Regions from separate parts of the Homo sapiens genome. Here all the other regions are linked to region 2. The links are chromatin loops, found by intact Hi-C in ENCODE. Cell type or tissue: B cell. All regions are shown on one strand.

Region 1 (8,000 bases), 830 kb before region 2:
CCCTGAATAACCAATACTGATTGTCCCCTTGTGATTCTGGGGACTTCAAGGAAGGAACAAGATCATATTTACAAAATCAGGAACAGTACTCACCTCACTGGAAATTTTTTCAACAGTAGTCCAGATCTTGAGATCTTCAGAAATGCAGGAATCAATGCTTATTTGTGTGAGGGGGGAGATAAATCAGTAAAGTTCCCAGAAACGGAACCGCAGGATGTTGTAATCTCCAGAAACGCTAAGAAAATGAAGTATCTGCAAAGATAACAAGGAAAAAAGGCCTTGGTTGAGTCACTTAGTTAGCTGACTAGTGCTGGCTTGCTCCTATTCTGCTATTGCCCCAGAGAAAATGGAGTAGGAAACAATGTGGAGACTCCTCCCACCAGTGTTTTTAGCTTTCGTTTCTGTTAGTCAGAGAAAATGAACAGTTTCCTGGCAAGGGCTGGAGCATGTGGTGAGGGGAAATGGGGGATGAGAAATTACTTTAATGGGTACAGTTAACATTTTTCGGGTGATGTGCACACTGAAATCTCTGACTTCACCAATATGGCATATATCCATGTAACGAAATTACACTTGTATCTCATAAATGTATATAAACACAAATAAGTTTTTTTTCTTACAAAATTCGATAGCTGAAAGGAGTTCCAACATTAGAACTTTCTTACCCAGCAGACTTACATGTGAGTCATTAGAGACTTATATTCCCTTAAATGATGCTCAAATATAAGAGAAGCAACATGGCTTCTTCTCCCCTCCTTTCCTGTGCACAGAGTGGCAGTGGCAGGAGGAGATCTTGGTAGGAGCATCTATTGCTACCAATACTTTACTGCATCTCCTGGTTGGGGAAATGTCTGCTATGAAATCGCTATTTGTTTAAATACTACCTGAAGTATTCATCCAATTATTAATAACTGACAAGCCTGGGCTTTCCAGATCAGAAAGTCATTATGAATATGTAAATCCTTCCTTAAATTTATATGAAGGAGTTTAACACTAGCTGTCCTCTTGACCATGACTAGGTTACTTTACCTCAATGATTAGATTCACGAATGCTCAGATTTTCTGCATTATTCCTGGATAAACAAACGTGGATAGTGGACTCTCAACATGACAGCATCGAAGACTTGAAAATCCTGGAAAATGCACTGAACTTCCGGTAGTGTGAGGAGTCTGTTTAATCCTCTGCTCAGCAGTGTATTTTTCTCTGTTAAGGACAGTGGGTGCCCTTTAGCGTGCTGTAACCCCAGGATGTCAAATAAATGGCATCAACTAGCAGATGATGTGGTGTTAACCCAGCAGCAGATCTGCAAGCAGGATGTGGTCATGAGTGGAAAAGGGGCCCCATAGACTGTTAATATGTACTGTCCAAGGCCATCTACAGAGCAAAAGAAAGCTGATTGTTTTAATCCAAACTAGGGCCATGAAGTGAATAGCTGAATTCTGGATTTGAAACCATATGAATAACTTTATCAAAAAAGGAGTAAGTCAAGAAAAAGCAAAGAGGATCTGGAATGATGGCCATAAACATCTCTGGGTGTTCGTGATAATCTTTTACTGGCTTTAGGGTACTCTTTACGTGGATACATTGAGTTGGCCTTAAGGCAGTAGGTAGAGAAGGATATTAAGGCAGTCACTGGGAACCCCAATCCAGAGGTCAAAGGGTAGAGAACCCTTGGAAGTTATGACCCTTCAGAACATTTTCTGCCTTTTACTTATAATCATTTTATATGCAGTAATGTCCTCAATTGGGACTCCAGCATACAACACACAAACTGCGGTCACCTATAAGGGCAACTCAGGACAATGCTCCATAATTCATACCACAAAGATGAAATTTTCATAGATGAAGCAAAGAAATGCTTAAAAATGTGCATTTTCCCCCACTTTGTGGCAGTGGCCAACAATTGCAATTTGTGCTATCATACAGAAAAGTCATTAGTAGAATATACAAAAATTCCTGATAAAGCAAAAAATGTGCGAATATATATACATATATATAAATTATGTAGCTACATTATTACAGTGACTAAATTTATATTAATCAGGCATTATTCTGAATAAAATCTCTCAATTATGTACCTATTTTTGAACAATGAGTGTTCCATTTCTCTCTTTATGACAAAAAGCAGCTTACTATTTTACCTTTCTGGCCTCATTTTCCATACTGTTCCACATATACCAAAGTTTTAGCTGTGCAGAAACATTTATGTCACTTCACACTTTAGAGTATTTGTAGGTGACATTTCTCCTGTCAGTATTGCAAATGTCTTTACCTTGCTAAGAACAAAAAGACCTATTGCACACTGGTTTTTCATGATGCAATAGACTGTGGCATATGCATTGTTCACTTGTTTTGCAAATCAACTCTATGCAGCAAAGTTTCCCCTTTTTAGAGAAGACTACTATCTTAGTTGATTTGGGTCTTCTGGATGCTGAGGGTTCCAAGATCAAGGATGGCCAACTTAGTTTCTGGTATGAGCCCTCTTCCTGGCTTGCACATAGCCATATTTATGCAGGGTCCTCACCTAGTGTTGAGAGAGAGAGAGAGCACTCTCTGATACCTCTTCTTATAAGGGTGCTAATCACATTATGAGGACCCCACCCTCATAAACTACCCACCAAAGGCCTCGTTTTCAAATATCATCACACTGGGAGGTTATGGCTTCATCATATGAATTTAGATAACATAATCCAGTGTGTAGCAGTAATTGAAGCTATTTTCTAAAAACTAGGCGCCTAGTTAGTGTTGGAGCCAAATTCAAACCAGATCTACCTTATTCCAAAGCCCATGCACTTGAATGCTAAGCAAAATTACTTCCTTGATTTACTAATTTCTACACATATTTTTTTCTTTAGCAAAACATCCATGTCCTTTTAAGCTTGTGTGAATGTCATTTTCTTCATTATTTCTTTACAGATTCTCCACTTAACAATATTAGCACAAGGGCATTGTTTGGGTTCTCATGCTTCCTGCTGGGGCTGGACCTTTGCTGTTAAGACACAGAATCTGATTTTCCCAAAGCCTAAACCGAATTATTTTCTTTTTTGGAATACTAACATTTGTCTCTCCAACTCTCACATGAATGGAACCATGCATTTCAGATAATGGCTTTGATGTTTTGTCCATTGATTCTCAGTTGAAATTAGAAGTCAAAGTTTATCTTTTTCGTCACACTTGGTTTTGTGCTGTTTCCTTTTCCCCAATACTTCCATTTTTCTCTGTATTATCTTGTATTTCCTAGATTGTGTTCTACTTAACATATGTATTTGTGATTAAAATTAAAGTATATTATTATATGATAAGGTAAAGGCCAATTCAATTCTATAAACAGTCAGAAATGCGAAATAACACAAAATTACGGACATAAAAGATGGGAGAAGTTTATGGTGCAAATACCTATCGCCTTGGTCTTTTTGTTTGTTTGTTTGTTTTTTGGCACTTGCACCAAGGGTGAATGTAGTTAAACAGGTGGTTATCGGGAAAACGCCCTGCTGGACTAAGAACCACCCTATATTGAAATGCCTAACCTTGTTTTTACTCTAACTCGTTACTTTGAATTTTGTCCTGCTTGTCTCTTTAATCACCCAGCCTTGCTTCTCATGTAAATAAGACTCTCTCTAGCTGGGAAGGTCGGACAAACTCCAATTGACCCCTTAATTTACAAGACACTAAGGGCTCCTTACCCAACCCCCTTTAGTAAGGAGTTGGCCTGGGTAAACAGATCCTCAGCGTTTCAAAAGAGCCCAATTAACTGATAAGGTAGTAACACCAACAATGTATGAAGTTCCCAGGCTTTTTCTCAAAAAGATAACAACATAAAACCTTGAGTTCGTGTCCGGCATAGACCCTATATCTAATTACAATGAAAGATTTACAACCTTGCACCTGGTACCGTTGCTCTTCTTGTAACCATTTGTCTTTTAAGGCATGTTTTTGCTTCTGTAGAATTATTGCATTTGAGTCCCCCTCCCCTTCCTAAACCTAGGTATAAAAGTTAATCAAGCCCCTTCCTCGGGGCCGAGAGAATTTTGAGCATTAGCCGTCTCTTTGGCCACTGGCTTACTAAAGGACTCTTAATTCGTCTCAAAGTGTGGGGTATTTTCTTAACTCGCTTGGGTACAACAATATAAGCACAAGGCAAGCTCAGACCAAAGAAGAGGCAGACCACTCCTGGCTGGTTGGTAGTCAAAGATCTAGATAGCAGAAACTTACACAGGAGGCAGTCTTAAGCGGGAACAAGAGAAGTCAGATCTCCACCTCGCAGTGCACGCCTGAGTAGTCTTTCAGACAGTGAGAAGAAACAAGGAAGGAAAAGCTGATGGGGGCGCTGAGGGGTGGGGATAGCTATACCGATAGTGCCTTAGGCCATCTGGTTGCTCTCTTAATCTATTTACTTCCTGCTTAAATGGATTGTTTGAGCTTCCTTCAATCTGTTCCACATTGCTAAGGAGTGGGAGGATGTTCCTGGAAGCAGCAGTCATCTTGGTGCCAGTATGCATTTTCCAGTGGGACTGCAGCCTCCTACAATTCAATTTAAGCTCAGTTCCCAGAACACGTTTTCACAACAATGCCATTCCTTCCCCTCCAACCTCAAGGCTTCTCTCAGCCAGTCCTTCCTTGAAATTTTGTAGTTTCTGTATTGCAGTTTTGTATTCTACTTTTCCTGTTGCTCAAAGCTAATGCCATAAACTCCAGACAACTCTGTTGGCAGAAAGAGCTTCTGTAGTTCTAGGGATGACCTCTTTACTTTGGAGTGGAATAAAAGAGACTCAGTGTTGAGGCAGGAGAGGAGAGTGAATGCATATGGAAACCTGGGGAGTGATGTGAACCAGTCATGATATACTGTACAAGGCCAGAGTTGGCATCATTCATCTGTTTATTGCATGTCTCATGGAGAAAATATGAGTGAAAGAAGTTTCTGGTTCATGAAAACTCCTGTTCTCTGACCCTCCCTGTAATGGACATGCATACTTTCCCACTGTCTTAGTCCATTTAGTGCTGCTGTAATGGAATACTATAGACTGGGTAATTTATACAGAACAGAAATGTATTTCTCACAGTACTTGAGGTGGAAGTCCAAGGTCAAGCATCAGTATCTGGTGAGGCCTTCTTGCTGTGTCCTCACATGACAAACGGGGCGAATTCACCCCCTACATGCCCGTTAGAGTGGCATTAATCAGTCTATTTACGTGAGTGAAATTCTCATGATCTAAATACCTCCCATTTGGCCCAAGCTCCCAACACTGTTGCATTGGGTACTAAGTTTCAACATTATTTTTGAAGGGGGTAAAAACATTGATAGTTTCTACTTCTCCGGCTTTATCTCTGCTATCTTCATTCTTTATTTGCTTATTTTATCTAAAACTGTTCTCCAGAAAGCATTCTTTGAGGATCTTTACTAGATTGATAATTTCTTTACTCTGTTTAATTTCAGGACTTCACTTTGGCTGTCAAAATTTCCCTTGATATAATTTATCTCTAAAATTGAAGATGAGATTCTCTACTGTTGTCAGTAATGAACTCTCCACCCTAAACATCTGGTTTTGGGAATTTTTTTTCTTTTGAGACGGAGTCTTGCTCTGTTGTGATGGCACGATCTCGGCTCATTGCAACCTCTGCCTCCCAGGTTCAAGTGATTCTCCTGCTTCAGCCTCCTAAGTAGCCAGAATTACACGCATGCACCATCAAGCCTGGCTAATTTCTGTATTTTCAGTAAAGACAAGGTTTCACCATGCTGGCCAGGCTGGTCTCAAACTCCTGATCTCAAGTGACCCACCCACCTCGGCCTCCCAAAGTGCTGGGATTAGAGGCGTGAGTCACGATGCCCGGCTGGTTTTGGGAATTCTTACCCCAAATTACTAACATCTATAATTTACTCAGATTTACTTAGCAATAAGGGCAAAATTAACTGAAATTTAGATTTCTTAACCTTTTTTTTTTCTTTTGGAGATAAGGTCTTGCCATGTTGCCCAGGCTGATCTCAAACTCCAGAGCTCAAACAATCTACCTACCTCAGCCTCCCAAAGTGCTGGGATTACAGGCATAAGCCACCACATCCATCCTTAATATTTTGGCTGGAATTTGGGTATTAATATATTAAGAAGAGAGAAATAAAATTTACAAGTAATGGAGAAGTGGTGTTTGAATTTTATTTCCTTTTATGTTTTAGATTAAGGGTTGACAATCTTTGGTTCAAGGAAAGAAACTGCTGTTCACACAAATAAGTGCTTCTATGTGTTTGAATGTTTAAGGTATCAAGTCATGAGTGTCAGAAATGCAAAATAATACAGAATTGGCTGGGCGCGGTGGCTCACGCCTGTAATCCCAGCACTTTGGGAGGCTGAGGCGGGCGGATCACAAGGTCAGGAGATCGAGACCATCCTGGCTAACACAGTGAAACCCCGTCTCTACTAAAAATACAAAAAATTAGCTGGGCATGGTGGCGGGCGCCTATAGTCCCAGCTACTCGGGAGGCTGAGGCAGGAGAATGGTGTGAACCCAGGAGGCGGAGCTTGCAGCGAGCCGAGCTCATGCCACTGCACTCCAGCCTGGGCGACAAAGCGAGACCCCGTCTCAAAACATAATAATAATAATAATAATAATACAGAATTATGGACATACAAGATAGGAGAAGTTTATGGTGCAAATACCTATCGCCTTGGTCTTTTTGTTCCCTAACTCAGTGACAGGTGGCTAACTGCTCCTTAGGCTGATAGAGCCAAAACGTGATTCCAGCCTAAGAATCACAAAAGAGCAAAACAGAGGAGGGATTGCTTAGGTAACAGAGATCGAGCTCCTTTAGGAATTTGGAATATGGCAAGTTATTTCTTCTTAGCTTTACGGCAGTAATTTAAGTGTTATGTGATTTTGTAATTGCAGAATATTATGACATAGCCAGAATAAAAATACATCTATTGTCTAAATAGATAACTGGATTCACCAGTTAAATTATCGTGAAAAAATAACTAATAGCAGAAACATTAAAATAAACCATGCGATTTTCTATCAGCTTAGTCTGAAAGTTCACACAAATTCAATTACTTGAAGTTTCCCTGCAATACACCATGTTTTACTTCCTTCTTAGAATCTAGGGTATCTTGCACAGTGGAACCATAGGAAGTTGGATTACTCCCACCAGAGATGGAAGTTTCCAAATTTTCCACTTTTATTAAATATATGTTATATATTTGGCATAATGCCTTGGATTTTGAAAAGCCTTCTTAACCTTGCTGTCTTTTGAAATCATTCTACAAGTAGATAGATATGGTTTGATTATAATTTTGTTTTTTATCTATGCTATTTCTGGCTTGAACATCCCTCTTCAAGAATGTGCAGTGAGGACATTTGCTCTGTGCATTCTCAGGTAACTCTGGCTCTTGAGTAATCAAGCCATATGGATGAATAGAGCCTAGGAAGTAGAGATTCCCAGGGCTGAAGTCTTAGATGGGATGCCTAGACAGTTGATTCAACATATGTTTATTTAACAAATGTTTATTGAGGACCTACTACTCTAGGTGGTAGGAGTACAGCAATAAACAGCACACAAATGCTTGACCACAAGGCACTTCTATTTCAGCAGGCTGGCCATTAAAGAATAAACAAATAGCAACAGCATTTATACTATAATGTCATATATAATATAATGCTTATATATTACAAGCAGATAAATTCTATGAAGAAATACAAATGGTATGAGGTAATAGTAACGGTATCGTGCTATTTTGCAGCATGTGTTCATTGAAGGATGAGCTTAGAAAAAAACAAGCAGAAATCTGAACAGAGTGAAGGAGCAAGCTTTGCCAATATTCTGGTTGAAAAGAAATAAATGATTTGACAAAGAAAATAATTGCTAATGCTTCAATTATAACACTACTATATATCTGAGGGTTGGTGTTTTCGAAGCAAATAACACTAGTTTTTTTTTTCTTTCTTTTTTAATTTTTTTAAACAGAGAATCATTCCATACTCTCTGTATGATAAGCAGGCTGTTGGCATAAGA
Region 2 (8,000 bases):
GATGTGGCAAGGCGAGTCACAGGACGCCCTGATAGGAACTGTGAGAGAATAGAAAGGGAAAGACCATTAAGGAAAAGGGAAGCCAGGAATGAAGGGGAGAGAGGTTGAGGAAAGGGAAAGGGGAGACTTACGTTTGCCTCTTAAACCGGGAGGTAAAGCCCACAATGAGGAGGAACAGCAAGCACGCCAGGACTGCCAAGGCAATCAAGCCCATGGAGGTGTAGCTCCCACCTGCTCTGGAGGAACATAGGCTGTCTCTCAGCACAGGACCCCTCTCTACATATATCCAATCCCCTGGTCTAGGCATGTGTGAGGGTACCAGGTGCTTCTTATTTCCTCCTCCACTTAAAACCCCAATTTCTATTCCTCATAAGTTTAGATTCCCCATCTTGTTTTCAGTGCCTGGGCATCCCAAATTCAGCCCACTTTGACATTTGCTAGTGTAGCATAGAGGGAAAGGGCAACAGCTTTGTAGCAAGGCAGACCTGAATCTAAATCCAGCCCGTCCACTTTCTATGTGGCTCCGGGCAGTTAACCTATCTCCGCCTTCATTTCCTCATCTATATAACGAAAAGAGCAGTACTTGCTTCAAAGAAAACTGTGAATGATGAGATGAGATATTATATGCAGATTCATTGGCCCCTACACAGGGAGCACTCAACCAACCAAGCTATCTTTGCTAACCTGCCTTCCCAAAGGCCTGGCTCCCTTTAAGCCAAGGAATGAATCGTCCTGGGATTGTTTATTCGCTGCCTACTTCTGGATCCCTGAGTTTTGTAGTCTTGTTTCTTCTTGTATATAGAGAGCACTATTTCAATCCTTTTAGACTTTCAGGTCTTTATTTCCCTCCTTCCTGTGTCTGGAACCCCTCTCTCTATCCTTTTACTGGGGGCCTCATCTCTGAAACTCCTCTAACCTGGGTATATCAAGCCACATCCCACCCCAGTGCCTCCCTCTATGCCTGAGGACCACCTCCTGCCATTTCCAGCTTGGGCCCAGCTTTTTCTCACCCCAGTAGAGGACGATGTCCTGGCCCTCTAGACTGCTGTGCTTCACCCGACAGGACAGGCCAGCTGCCTCCCCAGCCACCACATCCAGGGTTGCTCGGAGATACCATGTCTCGTCAGCATTGGGCAGGATGTCCCCTGGCTGAGTGCCCTGCTGCTCCTGCTCACCCCGCATCCACTTCACCCATACAGGCTTTGGGTAGAATCCTGAGACATGGCACACCAGCAGCAGACGGCCAGGGCCAGGACTGGGGCCACGGGACAGCCAGGCCTTGGGCTTCACTGTATCCAACAAGGGAATGGGGGGGATCTTAAAGTGAAAACTCTGCATTAGAGGCTCCAGGCCTCATATCATCCTTTTTGACTTTCAGGTCTTTATTTCCCTCCTTCCTGTATGCCCCTGACATGTTCACTTCTGGAAATGAAGTCTCCCACAACTTTCAATCCATTTGTCCCACCTTCTTCAGGGAGCCTGCCCTGATACTCCTTCTTCTTCTCTGGTCCCAGCCTCCTATGAATGCCCCTTGTCTGTTCCCCTATAACACCCTTTGTTTTGAAGTAACATATGTAGCCTATTTCAAGCATTGCATTAATTAACATCCCCCTACCAAGCAGGGATCCTAACTAACTGCCTGACACCTTTCACCCCCAGTTGTTCATTAATTGAATTCATAGAACCCAAGAGGTGCTCAGTTGATGTCTGTGAAATGAATAAATACCCTCACCCCTTATCCAGCCCCTCCTGGGCCTTCCTCTTCTTTGAATGCTCAAAGGGATGAGAACCCTGGAATGGAAAAGCCCGTTTGGAGCCCTGAAGTGGAATGCAGGGAGTAAGGAAGGCAGGCTGACCTTGCTTCTTCAGTTCCGACTTCCCTGACTCAAGGAGGCCACTGACAAATTGGGGGCAGGTGCCATTAAGGAGCCACTGCACTGTTTCCCTCGTCCACTTGTCCTGGTTGAGCACTTGAATGGCCAAGTTTACCCAAAGTGGGGCCTCTTGGGTTGGCTCCCAAGAAGTTCCTTGGAAACTCAGGATATCTTTTCCTTGAAATGCTACATGGAAGAAGTTATTTGAGGCGTTCCCAGGGTGCACCTCACAGCCAGCGGACACCTGGAGCTCCAAGGGATCTGTGGAGAGGAATGGAGAAAGATCAAAGAAGGGTTTAAAAGACTGGGAGAGATGAAAGAGAAGAAATTGATGTGCAGGTTATAATGGGGACCCAGACTTCAGGGAAAGGAAAGTAAGTGACCTGGAGTAGGCAGGAACGAGGGACACTTTGAGGAGTCAAAGCCTGGGACATCTCCAGGTAGAAGGGAAATCAGAAGAGGGTGGACAGAGCAGAGAATCTCATCAGGTGGTGCCACAGTCTCCCAGTTGAGTTTCTGTGGCCATTCTCTCCCCTTGGGTACCGGCCCAGGATCCTATCCCTCAGCTCACAGGATAAGCGTAGCATTTTGGCGAATTCCTTCACGTCCCTGGTGAAGCTGCTTCGATAAACCCGAAATATATGCTGCAGCGTCTCCCACTGCTGGTCGCTGAACGTGCCCTGGGACCAAGGCTTCAGAGAGCGGACGGTGTCCGAGTCGTTGCTCCAGCTGTGCGTCTGCAGCTCCCCCAGCCACGCCAAGCCGTCGGTGCGCGTCCAGCTGCTATTGGCGAAGGACGAGATCTGGAGGCAGCGGAGGGGGAAAAGCCTTTGCGGGACTGGGAGAGAATGAAGATTGGAGGCGTGTAGCAAGTGGCCGGGAGAGCAGCCAGCATAAAGAGAAGGAAGAAAGAAACAAGAGGAGATGAGCTTCAGGAGGCGGCTGATGCCAGCGAACTCTGTGCCGCGCTGCCTCTCCCCGGAGCCAGGGAGCAGCGAGTTTTCTACCTAGATCGCGCCAGTGCGTCCCGGGTCTCACCAGTCCCCATCAGGCGTTGCCCTCCCCGTCCCTACCCAGCTCCCTCTCTCCGCCCTCCCGCGAGTGCACTCAAGCGCCCTCGTTCCACCCACCTTCAGCGCTTCCCCAAGCCTGGAGGAGCGCCCAGAGCAGCAGAAACAGCAGGCACCCCATATCGCCCGGCGTGGGGACCTCGCGGAGCGCCGCTGCGCGCCGCCCTCTGACCTGCGCACTCTTCTCCCCCGCCGCTCAGCTCACGTCCCTTTCCGCTGGGTGCCAGCCAATTCCCAAGCCCAGACCCCGGCAGCCCTCCTCGCTGGGCTTGCCGGCGGTTTGCTGCTTCTGCCGAAGGGCGCCCTCGCCCTTAGCTGTGCGAGCTGCAAAGAGGTCGGGGTCCCAGGAATCCTGGCGCCGCCGCTCACTTCAGTAGGTTTCACAACCGGCGTGTCTCAATTTCCTGTTTCAAAGGAGACTTTGGGTCAACGTGTGGGACGCTTTACAACCATTATTTATGTTTTGGAAGCAGGACATAAGGTTGTGTCTGTGTTACAATTCCAACCATGGTAAAAATGCAAAGGGAAAAAAGGATCAAAGTCCTTGCTTTAGCAGTACATGTCTCTAGGTGGAAAGACTATGAGTGATCTTAATTTGCTTTACATCTTTATGTTTTCCAAAATTTCTCAAGTGCAAGTACCACATTTACAATAAAGTAAACGCATGAAAATTAATTTCCTCAGTTGCACATTGAGAGAACTGGATTAGGTTGGCTACAATTCTTTACAACTGTCATATCCCAGGATTCCTCCACCTCAGTGTTCCCTAGCCTCTCTTTCCTCCTGTCATGGTCCTTGCTCTCCCCTCCCCGGCCTCTGCTCTGTCTTCCCTGTCTCCTTTTTGGGGACGCGCCCCCAGACTCTCTTCCTCCTCTCCGCCCTAGGCTCTGCCGGCATACCTTCTCCTCTGGCTCCTGACTCATTCACTTTCCAAATATGCGCCTCTGTCTTAAACAGTAAGTGTAAGATGACAGTGTGTACCTGGACAGCCAACTCGCCACTTCTCACACTGAAAATAAGAAAAAGTGACCAAAAATCGTGGTTCTAAGCCTTAGCTCACCTGGAGGAAAAGACTCCTCTTTGGCAACTCAGAACCTGGGCTGCAGCCTGACACCTCCCTCTCCCTCACTCTTTTTATCCAATCTATCTCCAACTCATCTCTATTTCACTTCTTTTTGAATACCTCTTGAATAAATTCCTTTTTCTATATTTCCACCGTCACCATCACCCTAACCTTTTGACTGATCTCCTGAAGTAGCATTCTTGGGTAGAAAACAAAATCATTAGCACGGCCTGCAAGATTATGCGCCCTCTAGCCCTGGTGTCTACCTTTTGACATCACCTCACACCCCAGCATCATTTGCTCTGTACTGTAGCCTGGCTGTTAGCTTTCAGTTCCTCCACTATGCAAAACCTCTTCCTGACTAAGGTCTCTGCACAAAGTTCCCTCTACATGAAAGCTCTTGACCTTCTCCTCACCTCACCCCCTCCCAATGCCTAGTTATTTCCACTAAGGTATCAGTTCCAAGGTCACTTTCTCAGGGAAGTCTTTCCAGATCTGCCAGACTGTGTGACCCTAGGCAGGAGAAGTAGGGCAGTCCCAACCTCCACTGCTTGTACACTAACTGGCTTTGAGAAGCCATCCTCTCAGCATGTAGCAGAGTTTATAATTATAGAAATGGCCATATGTCTGTCTCCCTCTGTGTCCTCTTCTAAATCAGCTGGAGAGGTGCCAGAAGGCAAGGATCATGTCTCCATAATCTGATTCCTCCCATTCTGCTAACGTTAATGTTTCCCTTCTCCCATATCCTGTTGCAGCAAGAGTCCTAGAGAAAATAGGCTACTGCACCACACTCTAGGCTGGGATCTTGTAGACAGCCCTAACCCAGCCTATCTAATTATGTGTAATTTGCCCAAAAAAGCTTAAAATAACATAGTAACGTGTTCTTGTAACAAATAAGGTGTTAAATTATTAAATTTGGATACAAAATTGCCTAAATAATGGATAGGAGGGAAGCTATGAGAAATAAAAAGAAAAATAATTATATGACTCATGGGGCAATATTTTTAACTTTACTTTCTTCAAATTTCCAAGCTCCCTTTAAAAACTTGAACAGTTCTGTTTAGTTTTTGTGTATCTTAAAAATTTTAAGTGCTAACATTCTTGCACACTTAAAGACAAGAAGCTGGTTTGTGTGTGTGTGTGTGGTTTTTTTGTTTTTGTTTGTTTATCAACAGAGGCCAGGCTATATTACCTTCAGAAGTTAGGACTATCTGGAATTATACGGATATTTTTTCCCAAAGGTCAGTTGAGTTAGACACTTTTTGGCTATTGGAACTTTCACTGCTTTTTTTCTGGGAAAGGAACCATTGAATTATGAAACGTTTTGCAATATGTTACCTAAACAAAATATTTTATAACAAGACTGACTCAGAATACCCTAGCACAGAGAGATGGTGATTTACTCAGAGCCTTAAAATAAGCCCACGGTGGGTACTACATGATCTCACTTATATGTGGACTCTAAAATAGTTTACTATTTTATGGAAACAGAGTTAGGGTAGTGGTTTCCAGGAGCTGGAGGGAAGGGGCAAATGTGTTAATTTTGGTCAAAGGGTTTCAGCCTCTCAATTTTGAGAGGCTGACCAAAACCTTGGAGCCTGATCATAAGGGACTTACTTGGTTTCAGTTCAGAATTCACAATTCACAACGTCAAATTAGTTGGAATCTTATATGCTTTCTTCATGTTTTTGTTATCCTAACCATAAGGAGACCATTTAATGTACAAAGGATAGCTGCATATGAGAATTTAAGATTCTTGAGAGGACACATCAGGGAAACTTTTATAATAGCTATCAGGAGGATAATACCAACGAACTAAAGAACTCTTCTTAATAGCACTTTCCACAAGCCAACCTGATCAAAATCAAACAATTCAAAGTTCAGTCAATAAAGTTTAACAGCATTCAAGTGCAATTGCTCATAGTCTTTATTCAGAGCATAATGGTGATCAAGGACCGTAGTTTGCTGTAAAATGGCCTGATTTAAAGAGGTATTCATTTTTGTAAGTAGCCTGATAATACAAACCACAGTAACCTGGAGATCCACTAAAAGAAACATAAGGATTAGAAAACCTTGTGATAGCTCTCTTACCTCTCGGACGTCCAGTCCCAGGAGCAAAACTCCAGCGACTTTGGGCCCCGCCCCCGTGAAAGTGGAGGGCGGCCGATGAGGACGGTTCTGAGGGAACTAGACCAATGAGACTAGCCTGGGGCGGGGCGCGGGGCCAGAGGGTGGGGCAGGTGGCGGCGATGGCAGTCCGAGGTCTGGCTCCGCGCAGTATATGACAGTACGCCAGCAGCGGGATGGCCCTAGCAGTGGCGGCGGCTGCAGAAGCCCAAGCAGCTGCGGCCGCAGTGGAGGCTGGAGCTGGACTGGCGGCGGCGGCACCTCTGGGAGTTTAAGATGTCGGGGGTGGGGGGGTCGCGGGGCAGCGCTATGGGCTCTCGTGCGGACGGCTGGGGCAGGACAACATCACCGTACTGCATGTGAAGCTCACCGAGTCGGCGATCCAGGCGCTCCAGACTTACCAGAGCCACAAGAATTTAATTTCTTTTCGACCTTCAATTCAGTTCCAAAGACTCCAGGAGCTTGTCAAAATTCCCAAAAATGATCCCCTCAATGAAGTTCATAACTTTAACTTTTATTTGTCAAATGTGGGCAAAGACAACCCTCAGGGCAGCTTTGACTGCGTCCAGCAAACATTCTCCAGCTCTGGAGCCTCCCAGCTCAATTGCCTGGGATTTATACAAGATAAAATTACAGTGTGTGCAACAAACGACTCGGATCAGATGACACGAGAAAGAACGACCCAGGCAGAGGAGGAATCCCGCAACCGAAGCACAGAAGTTATCAAACCCGGTGGACCATATGTAGGGAAAAGAGTGCAAATTCGGAAAGCACCTCAAGCTGTTTCAGATACAGTTCCTGAGAGGAAAAGGTCAACCCCCATGAACCCTGCAAATCCAATTCGATAGACACACAGCAGCAGCAGCGTCTCTCAGAAGCCATACAGGGACAGGGTGGTTCACTTACTGGCCCTGAAGGCCTACAAGAAACCGGAGCTACTTGCTAGACTCCAGAAAGATGGTGTCAATCAAAAAGACAGGAACTCCCTGGGAGCAATTCTGCAACAGGTAGCCAATCTGAATCCTAAGGACCTCTCGTATACTTCAAAGGATTATGTTTTTAAAGAGCTTCAGAGAGACTGGCCTGGATACAGTGAAATAGACACTTGGTCATTGGAGTCAATGCTCTCTAGAAAACTAAATCCATCTCAGAATGCTGCAGGCACCAGCCGTTCAGAATCTCCAGTATGTTCTAGTAGAAACGCTGTATCTTCTCCTCAGACACGGCTTTTGGATTCAGAGTTTATTGATCATTTAATGGATAAAAAAGCCCGAATATCTCACCTGACGAGCAGAGTACCACCAACACTAAATGGTCATTTGAATCCCACCAGTGAAAAATCTGCTGCAGGCCTCCCTCTGCCCCCTGCAGCTGCTGCCATCCCCACCCCTCCACCGCTTGCCTTCAACCCATCTGCCGGTTTCACATCCTCCTCAGATTGTAAATTCTAACTCCAATTCCCCTAGCACTCCAGAAGGCCGGGGGCTCAAGACCTACCTGTTGACAGTTTTAGTCAAAACAATAGTATCTATGAGAACCAACAAGACAAGTATACCTCTAGGACTTCTCTGGAAACCTTACCCCCTGGTTCAGTTCTATTAAAGTGTCCAAAGCCTATGGAAGAAAACCATTCAGTGTCTCACAAAAAGTCCAAAAAGAAGTCTAAAAAACATAAGGAAAAGGACCAAATAAAAAAGCACGACATTGAGACTATTGAGGAAAAGGAGAAAGATCTTAAGAGAGAAGAGGAAATTGCCAAGCTAAATAACTCCAGTCCAAATTCCAGTGGAGGAGCTAAAGAGGATTGCACTGCCTCCATGGAACCTTCAGCAATTGAACTCCCAGATTATTTGATAAAATATATTG
Region 3 (8,000 bases), 110 kb before region 2:
CCTCATTCTCACTGATTCTTTTATAAATTGGAGACGTTGCTTTTTACATCTTCCAAGATTTCCCTGCACAATTATATAAACTACAGTCCACTCTACATTATCCTTAGAGATTAAATTGCAGCCATTCAGAATGCATAGGACCATAACAAATATAAAGAAGCCCTTCTACTGCATTTAATCTGTATAGTCATTCACTAAAAAATTACATAGTACATGGTTGATACCAGTGTCTTACTAGGCATATAAACACACAGAGGTTAACAATGTAATCTCTTCTATCAAAGAGTTTTAAACTGCAGATGTTTAAACAAAAAATTAAAATGCATTGTGATTTTAATTTCAATGTATAGAATCCCAGATACAAATCTACTTAGAACTATATTCTCTAGAGCAGCATTTTGACTGACTAACCCCCTGGGAAGTTCATAATTTGAAGTCCTGGAAGAACAGCATGCATCTCAACTAAATACTGAAAATTCTGTACAGTGTGGAATGGTATACGATTGTGATAGTCAGAACATGCAGCTTTTCAAGAGGACTCATACATGGGGAGACCACAAAAATCCAAATTTAAGTTGTTTTGTGATCTGACCAAAACACATTGTATAAAAAGGGCAGCATTTGTCAATGTTTGATTTAAGTAGTTTATATGAAGTATTCAGTGACTTATCAGTGACCCTGGCTGGTTAATATGTGTAAATACATGAACACAGTTTTTTTGAGATCCAGGAAATACATTTATTATTATAGTGTTTCTTAAATCATATTAATTATTCACTGAATGCATTGGAGCAGTCACTTAAAATCTGGGCATGAATTTGTGCTAGGCACAATGACTCATGCCTGTAATCCCAGCACTTTGGGAGACCAAGGTGGGAAGATCACTTGAGCCCAGGAGTTTGAGACCAGCCTGGGCAACAAAGTTAGACCTCATCTCGATAAAAAAATTAAAAAGTTGGCCAAATGTGGTGGCACATGCCTGTAGTCCCAGCTAAATGGGAGGCAGAGGCAGGAAGATCTTTTGAGCCCTGAAAGTCAGGGCTGTAGTGAGCCATGTTCATGTCACTGTACTCCAGCCTGGGTAACAGAGCAAGACCGTGCCTTAAAAAGGAAAATCCCATTTGTAACATTGTTTCTGTTTTAAATTTATATTTATTCTATGTATTTACTGTGTACAACATGATACTTTGATATATACACTATTTCTTAGGTTTGTCAACGTTAATAGTGAGGCCAGAAGTCATTCTCAATGAGCTCTTCCTATCATGGCCACAGATATGTGGCAATTTCTATGAACTATAATATCTTTAAGAGCAATACCCAGTTCAAATCCTACCCAAATCATTCATAAGCACTAGGTGTTATCTTTGCTCATCTTGTGCTGTTAATGGCAAATACTTGGTTTGTGGTTTTAGAAAACAATAGTAGATACCACATTATGTGTTTATTCACATTTTTTTCCATGTTCCTACAGGAAAGATGCAACTGTCCTATTTCCTAATAGTTGGGTTAAGGTCATGGACTGAGTTCTGGGCAATGGAATGTGTGGTGTTGGAAGCATTAGCCAGCTCCAGTCCTGACCACTGAAAATATCACATCTGATCATCTTACCCTGTGGTACCAACTTGGCAGTCAAATTTCTAAATGGCAAGACTATGAGATGGAGAAGAGCAGCCTGATCTACATGCAGTTTAACTGCATGAGAAATAAACTTCATTGTGTTAAGCCTCCAAGTTCTAAAGTTTATTTATAACTGCAACATAACCTAGCTATATTGGATAATATTATAAAACCCAGTAAGTATCATCCTTTTTGCCCTCTTGAATTCAGAAGCAAACAAGTTGAAAATAACATGAGATAGATGGATCTAATGGTCAATCTTGACTTCTGATAGTGCCACTAGATAATTTGCTTTAAGTGTGTAATCCAAGTGATCTTGCTCATACTGGACCCTAAATGGAGTGGCCTTCTCATTGTTATGGACTGAAAGTTTGTGTACCCTCCCAAAGAAAAAAAAAATCACATGTTGAATCCCTAACTCTCAGTGTGATTATATTTGGAAATGGGGCCTCTAAGAAGTAATGTCAATCTCATGTCTAAACGGTAAGACCCTGATCCAATAGGCTTAGTGTCCTTATAAGAAGAGACACTGGAGTGCCCTTCCACTTTCCTTCTCTGTCTCTCTGTCTCTCCCTGTCGCTCTCTGTCTCTGTGTGTGTGTGTGTGTGTGCACCCACCATGGAAAGGCCATATGAGCTCATAGTGAGAAGGCAGTTGTCTGTATAAACCAGGAAGAGAACCTTCACTAGAAACTGAGTCTTCCAGATGGAGACTTTGAACTTCTAGCCTCTAGAGCTGTGAGAGAATAACTTCCTGTTGTTTAAGCCACCCAGCTGATTGCCTTGTGTTAGCACAGCCCAAGAAGACTAATACACTCACTTATTTCAGGCAATGCTGATAAAACCCTAAGTTCCCCACCTGAGCAGCTGTTCCTGTGAGAGCCAGGGCCTGGAGGAGGAGAGCAAGACTGAGCCTTTGGGGAGCAACTTGCCCAGAGAGGTAAAGGGCAGTAGGAGGTGCTGATATATACTTGCCCAGTTTCCCTCCTGAATTTATCAGTGAGATAAATCAGTCTGTTTTCAGAGGAAAGATTAAGGGGTGAGGAAAAAAAAACAAAAAGTATTTATGGGAAATTCCCCCTCAGGGTGCCTAGAAGAGTAAGTAACACCCTCACCCCCATCATGGCAATACGCATTCAAATAGATACCTAGAAATGTGTGTTCTCCGAAAACTTCCCTCTCCTTTGCTCCACACAGTCACCATGTCATTTCTCTCCCTCCACCTGGTTTTTCCTCTCTGATCTGACTGATATGTAGTCCTGCTTTCATCCTGTGGGACAGAGATCACAGCCACAGTCCCTGCCGGTGTGTCACAGTCCATATCCCTCCATGTCCATGCAGTGCTCTGCCCCAGAGCTGCCATGGAAAACGTGATCCTTAGAATGTCTATCAGCCTAAAATATTCAAATTGCTTTCATGAAAAATAACCCAGACTCCTAAGTATGACAATTTTATACACAAGAGTTTATGTACATCTATCCCTAAAAAGGAAGGGTGGAGGTAGTGTAAGAAGGGAAACTGGCAGACTCTTTACACTGGTGAATACTTATAAATATAGATGCAAGAATCTGAAATTGATATAAAATGCAATGGGGAGAGGAGTAAGTGGTTATTAAGCTCTCTGAACACACAAAATCCTAAGAGAATAATCTGAAGTGGGTAGGACACCCTATGATTAGAACCCAGCCTGAACAGAGGGGCTGGGTTGTCCCGAGGGAGCCCAGTGCTCTTCCTGTCCTTCCCCAACTTCCCTTTTCTTGTCCTTTTGCTCAGACCACAGACGTTGTTGTGTTTGCCTTCGCCTGGGCTCTTCTTGCCTGTCACTTCCCTAAGACCACTCTAGTGGGTGACTTTTGCACCCCGAGAGAGAGAGAGATTTCCTCAGAACTCCAGTGTCATGTTCCCACCCCACACAGCTCTGTCATCCCTTCCTCCCAGCAGAAACCTTGCCCTCTGCCTACTTCCCCATTACGGAAACCCCACAAGCCTCCCACAGCCACGTGACTCTTACATGGCCTTTCATTTCCTCCTCAACTCTTATTGAAGTGATTCACTCCTTCTTTCTGGCCTCCAAGCATAGTTCCTGTGGCTAGCGTATATCCTCCACCCTCTGCCCTCTGCAACAGCCAAAAAGGTCCCAGTCTGAGAGCTATGAAAACTCCTAGATTTACCACTTACTAGAAGCACTAATTCCCCACTGTAAAATGACAAAATTGGAGGAACTTGATATTTTCTAGTTCCATTTCAACTTTAATATTATTTGACTTGTCCTGTGCTTCTGTTCATTTCTGTTTATACAGTATTTTCTGTCTCTTCTGGGCTTCTTTGTCTTAATGTTTAACTTTTCTATGATCTCATATTGCTTTCTACTTATCCTTTGTTTGAATCCCTTGGGTCTCCTCTCTATCTTATCACCAATTCTACCTAAACTCCCTACCCATTCATTCTAAGCACCACCCTGGCTAAATTTTGAAGCCTAAAATATTGCTTTTCACTTAGTCCTTAGATTTCTGTGTTTATGGAGGCTCATGCCTGTAATCCCAGCACTTTGGGAGGCTGAGGCAGGTGGATCATGAGGTCAGGAGTTCGAGACTAGCCTTACCAACATGGTGAAACCCCATCTCTACTAAAAATACAAAAATTAGCCAGGTGTGATGGTGTGTGACTGTAATCCCAGCTACTCAGGAGACTGAGGCAGGAGAATCGCTTGAACCCAAGAGGTGGGGGTTGCAGTGAGCCGAGATTGCACCACTGCACTCCAGCCTGGGTTACAGAGTGAGACTCCATCTCAAAAAAAGAGAAGAAACAAACAAACTACAAAACACATAGATATACTGGGTAAGCTATAATTTTAAAAATTATTTATACATGTATGCATTGAACTCACAAGATAAGAAAGTCTGCAAAAAACAAAACAAATAAGAAATTAAGAACTAGATAGGGAAATAGAAGCTAACACTTGAGCTTCCCAAGACATTGACAAGAGTGGGTTCCTGAGGGCTTTGACCACAGTATCCACATAGGTCATAAGATCATGTTGAGACCACCAAATAAAAGTGCAAGAAATCTTCTACTGTATCCTCAATAAAATTGGTCAGGAAAAAAAAAAATCCAACTGAACCAAAAGACAAGAAGGAATCTTGTGGTCGCCTTAAGCTCTGGCTAGATTTCCTTTTTTTTTTTTTCTTACAAAAAGTTTTAATCACAGGTTTGCTCTCACAGGAGTTTAGAGATTAAATGTATTCTATTTGTCTTAAAATGTCTGATCCAAGAAATCAACAATACAAAATAGTTCCAAGCTTGTAGAAGTACTATATCACTCAGAAGCAAACACAAAACTTATTTCTAGTAGTATATAATTTCAAAGCAAACACAAAAATATTCAACAAAATCAACACAGTCTTCTTCATTTTTCTGATATAGGCTGTCTTTGTTTTGCCCAGTTTCAAAATGCACAAATTTCAGTCAGCAAAGTTTTAGTTAAATAACACAAATTCCCCAACAACAAGTTTGAAATGTGTGCCACAAATTTCAGTTGCCACAGTATAGTAACTCTTAGTAACTGCACGAAGTATAAACTACCACTAGGTCTTCAGTCCATGAGTCACCATAGAAGTAACAAATCCACATCATAATCAGTGACCAATTGCTTTACATATGTCAAAGTTTGTCAGTTTGACTATTATTCTGTGCTGTGCAAAACAGCAAAGCATGTAGGTGTGTAGTCCTGTGGTCTCATTGTGTCTCAGTAATAAACCCATACCCATCTGACATGAGTGAATAATAGAAAGAGGAAATTGGGCAACAAAGATGAATGTGCAAAGAAGAAAAGGGACAATGCTAGAAGTGAGATTTGAATTAAATATAAAAGAAGCTATAGAGGAAATAGCTGACCGTGGGAATGCTGAGAATGCTACTGTTTGAGAGACTTTAGAGGTGAAGCTAGAGGAACCTGGAGGAGGGAAGTGATTGTTGTGAAAAGAATGAAGGTGTCTTAAATGAAGTGACACTGGCAGAAAACTTCCCATTAAAGGAACTCTCAGAGATATTCCCCAAGAGGGAAAGCACAAAGTATAAAATATCAGAAGCTGATCCAAACATTAAAAGGAGTATGAAAATTCACCAAGGAATACAAAGATACTCTGTATCTTTAAGTAACAGAAGATGAAGGCAAACATTGCTCAAAACATTCTTGGTAAGTTAATACAAGGGAAAAAGACTTTAATTCCAAATGTTTTAATGTTTTAAAGTATAGTGTGCTAAGTAAATTATATTGTACTGTTTTTCACTTCCCTATATATTTATAACCAATAGTAAGTGGGTTTTGAATATTTTGACAAAGATGTTTCAAGTCACAGGGTGATCATAATTCTCTCTCTTGATTATTGAGATCCTTTCACATGATTTTAGCTTGCATGATCAATTTTTACAGTCCTGCATTAACATGCAAAGCAAAGACTGACTTTATATTACAGGATTTGGAGTCAAAATTTTTAAAAACTGCAGGTTGTTAAGTATCAGTGATATCTTCTTATGAATCTTATCACCTCATTTTTCATTTAAAAATGTCATAATCCTTTGAAGTTTGCAAGGAATTATTGGGATTTTAATATCATTCTGTTTATGGTATTAATTTTACTTACATATCATGCCAAACCAGTATTAAACACATCAATTTCAAAGTATTTTTGGAAGTACTTATACTTTTGGCTTGTTTTCTAGAATCCAGGATTTTATTAATATCTTCAAAATTTCTAAAGAAGTATTGCAGACCATCACTAATTGAATCCCTAGGAATACAATGGTGTCAGCTCAACTTCCCCATCATATAATCAACCATGGTTATAATTTTATATTAATTTCTATTAGCAATGCAATCCAATGTTTTGTCAAGACTGAAAGATAATACTACTCTTGTATGATATTTTTAAACTATTTAGAGATAAATTTTACTATATCTTTTACTACAAAAGTTTTAAAAAGACTGTGAATGAGCCTATCTAGATTCCTCCTCTCTGGGAAGGGCATCTCTGAAAGAAAGGCAGCAGCCCCAGTCAGGGGCTTATAAGTAAAACTCCCATCTCCCTGGGACAGAGTACCTGGGGAAATGGCAGCTGTGGGCACAACTTCAGCAGACTTAAATGTTCCTGCCTGCCAGCTCTGAAGAGAGCACCAGATCTCCCAGCACAGTGCTCAAGCTCTGCTAAGGGACAGGCTGCCTTCTCAAGTGGGTCCCTGACCACCATGCCTCCTGCCTAGGAGACACCTCCCAGCAGGGGTCGACAGACACTTCATACAGCAGAGCTCCTGCTGGCATCTGGCAGGTGCCCCTCTGTGACAAAGCTTCCAGAGGAAGTAACAGGCAGCAATCTTTGCTGTTCTGCAGCCTCCGCTGGTGACACCCAGGCAAACAGGGTCTGGAGTGGACCTCCAGCAAACTCCAACAGACTTGCAGCAGAGGGGCCTAACTGTTAGAAGGAAAACTAACAAACAGAAAGGAAAAAGCATCAACATCAACAAAAAGTATGTCCACACAAAAACCCCATCCGAAGGTCACCAAAACGAAAGACCAAAGGTAGATAAATCTACGAAGATAAGGAAAAACAAGAACAAAAAGGCTGAAAATTCTAAAAAAGAGTATGCCTCTTCTCCTCTGAAGGAACACAACTCCTTGCCAGCAAGGAAACAAAACTGGATGGAGAATGAGTTTAACAATTTGACAAAAGTAGGCTTCAGAAAGTGGGTAATAGCAAACTCCTCCAAGCTAAAAAAGCATATTCTAACCCAAAGCAAGGAAGCTAAGAGCCTTGAAAAAAGGTTACAGGAATTGCTAACTAAAATAACCAGTTTAGAGAAGAACATAAATGGCATGATGGAGCTGAAAAACACTGCAAGAGAACCTTGTGAAGCATACACAAGTATCAATAGCTGAATCGATCAAGTGAAAGAAAGGATATCAGAGATTGAAGATCAACTTAATGAAATAAATCGTTAAGAAAAGATTGAGAAAAAAGAATGAAAAGGAACTAACAAAGCCTACAAGAAATGTTGGTCTATGTGAAAAGACCAAACCTACATTTGATTGGTGTATTTGAAAGTGATGGGGAAAATGAAACCAAGTTTGAAAACACTCTTCAGTATATTATCCAGGAGAACTTCCCCAGCCTAGCAAGACTGGCCAACATTCAAATTCGGGAAATACAGAGAACACCACAAAGATGATGATCATTAAAAAGTCAGGAAACAACAGATGCCGGAGAGGATGTGGAGAAATAAGAATGCTTTTACACTGTTGGTGGGAGTGTAAATTAGTTCAACCATTGTGGAAGACAGTGTGGTGATTCCTCAAGGATCTAGAACTAGAAATACCATTTGATCCTG

What was found. Hi-C counts contacts between places; a loop is a spot of excess contacts. Peaks named below come from ENCODE experiments on the same cell type or tissue, not always from the same donor. Only the 100,000 strongest peaks of a DNase experiment are listed, where the experiment ranks them.
Region 1: it touches region 2 in a loop (4-fold over the local background); 4 of 110 quality-filtered maps call a loop at or near these places.
Region 3: it touches region 2 in a loop (5-fold over the local background); 3 of 110 quality-filtered maps call a loop at or near these places.

Annotation. Positions count from the first base shown.
Region 1 is chr1:159,002,255-159,010,254 of GRCh38, reverse strand. PYDC5 (pyrin domain containing 5) reads left to right here and starts at 7,504. Exons shown (of 1, transcript NM_001320010.2): 1 at 7,504-8,000. It overlaps IFI16 (interferon gamma inducible protein 16), which reads right to left and starts at 348. Exons shown (of 12, transcript NM_001376587.1): 1 at 94-348. RefSeq lists enhancers at 412-491, 3,819-4,342, 4,343-4,868. In B cell, no CTCF peak of the experiment used is centred here; DNase peaks (open chromatin) are centred at 374, 1,184 and 4,284; H3K4me3 peaks cover 2,204 bases; H3K27ac peaks cover 4,963 bases.
Region 2 is chr1:158,176,167-158,184,166 of GRCh38, reverse strand. It overlaps CD1D (CD1d molecule), which reads right to left and starts at 3,272. Exons shown (of 6, transcript NM_001371762.2): 1 at 3,005-3,272; 2 at 2,446-2,712; 3 at 1,857-2,135; 4 at 1,011-1,289; 5 at 132-231; 6 at 1-38. The coding sequence starts at 3,065. The coding sequence ends at 17. It also overlaps the pseudogene ELL2P1. RefSeq lists an enhancer at 2,742-2,801 and a silencer at 4,214-4,263. In B cell, CTCF peaks have their summits at 3,963 and 4,163; DNase peaks (open chromatin) are centred at 2,996, 4,316, 6,216 and 7,556; H3K4me3 peaks cover 4,892 bases; H3K27ac peaks cover 5,043 bases.
Region 3 is chr1:158,281,514-158,289,513 of GRCh38, reverse strand. It overlaps a transcript of CD1B not described here. Among named protein-coding and RNA genes, the nearest start is that of CD1C, 4.4 kb to the left of the region's middle. RefSeq lists enhancers at 2,541-2,670, 5,317-5,366. In B cell, no CTCF peak of the experiment used is centred here; DNase peaks (open chromatin) are centred at 2,523, 2,653, 3,513 and 5,373; H3K4me3 peaks cover 2,251 bases; H3K27ac peaks cover 7,857 bases.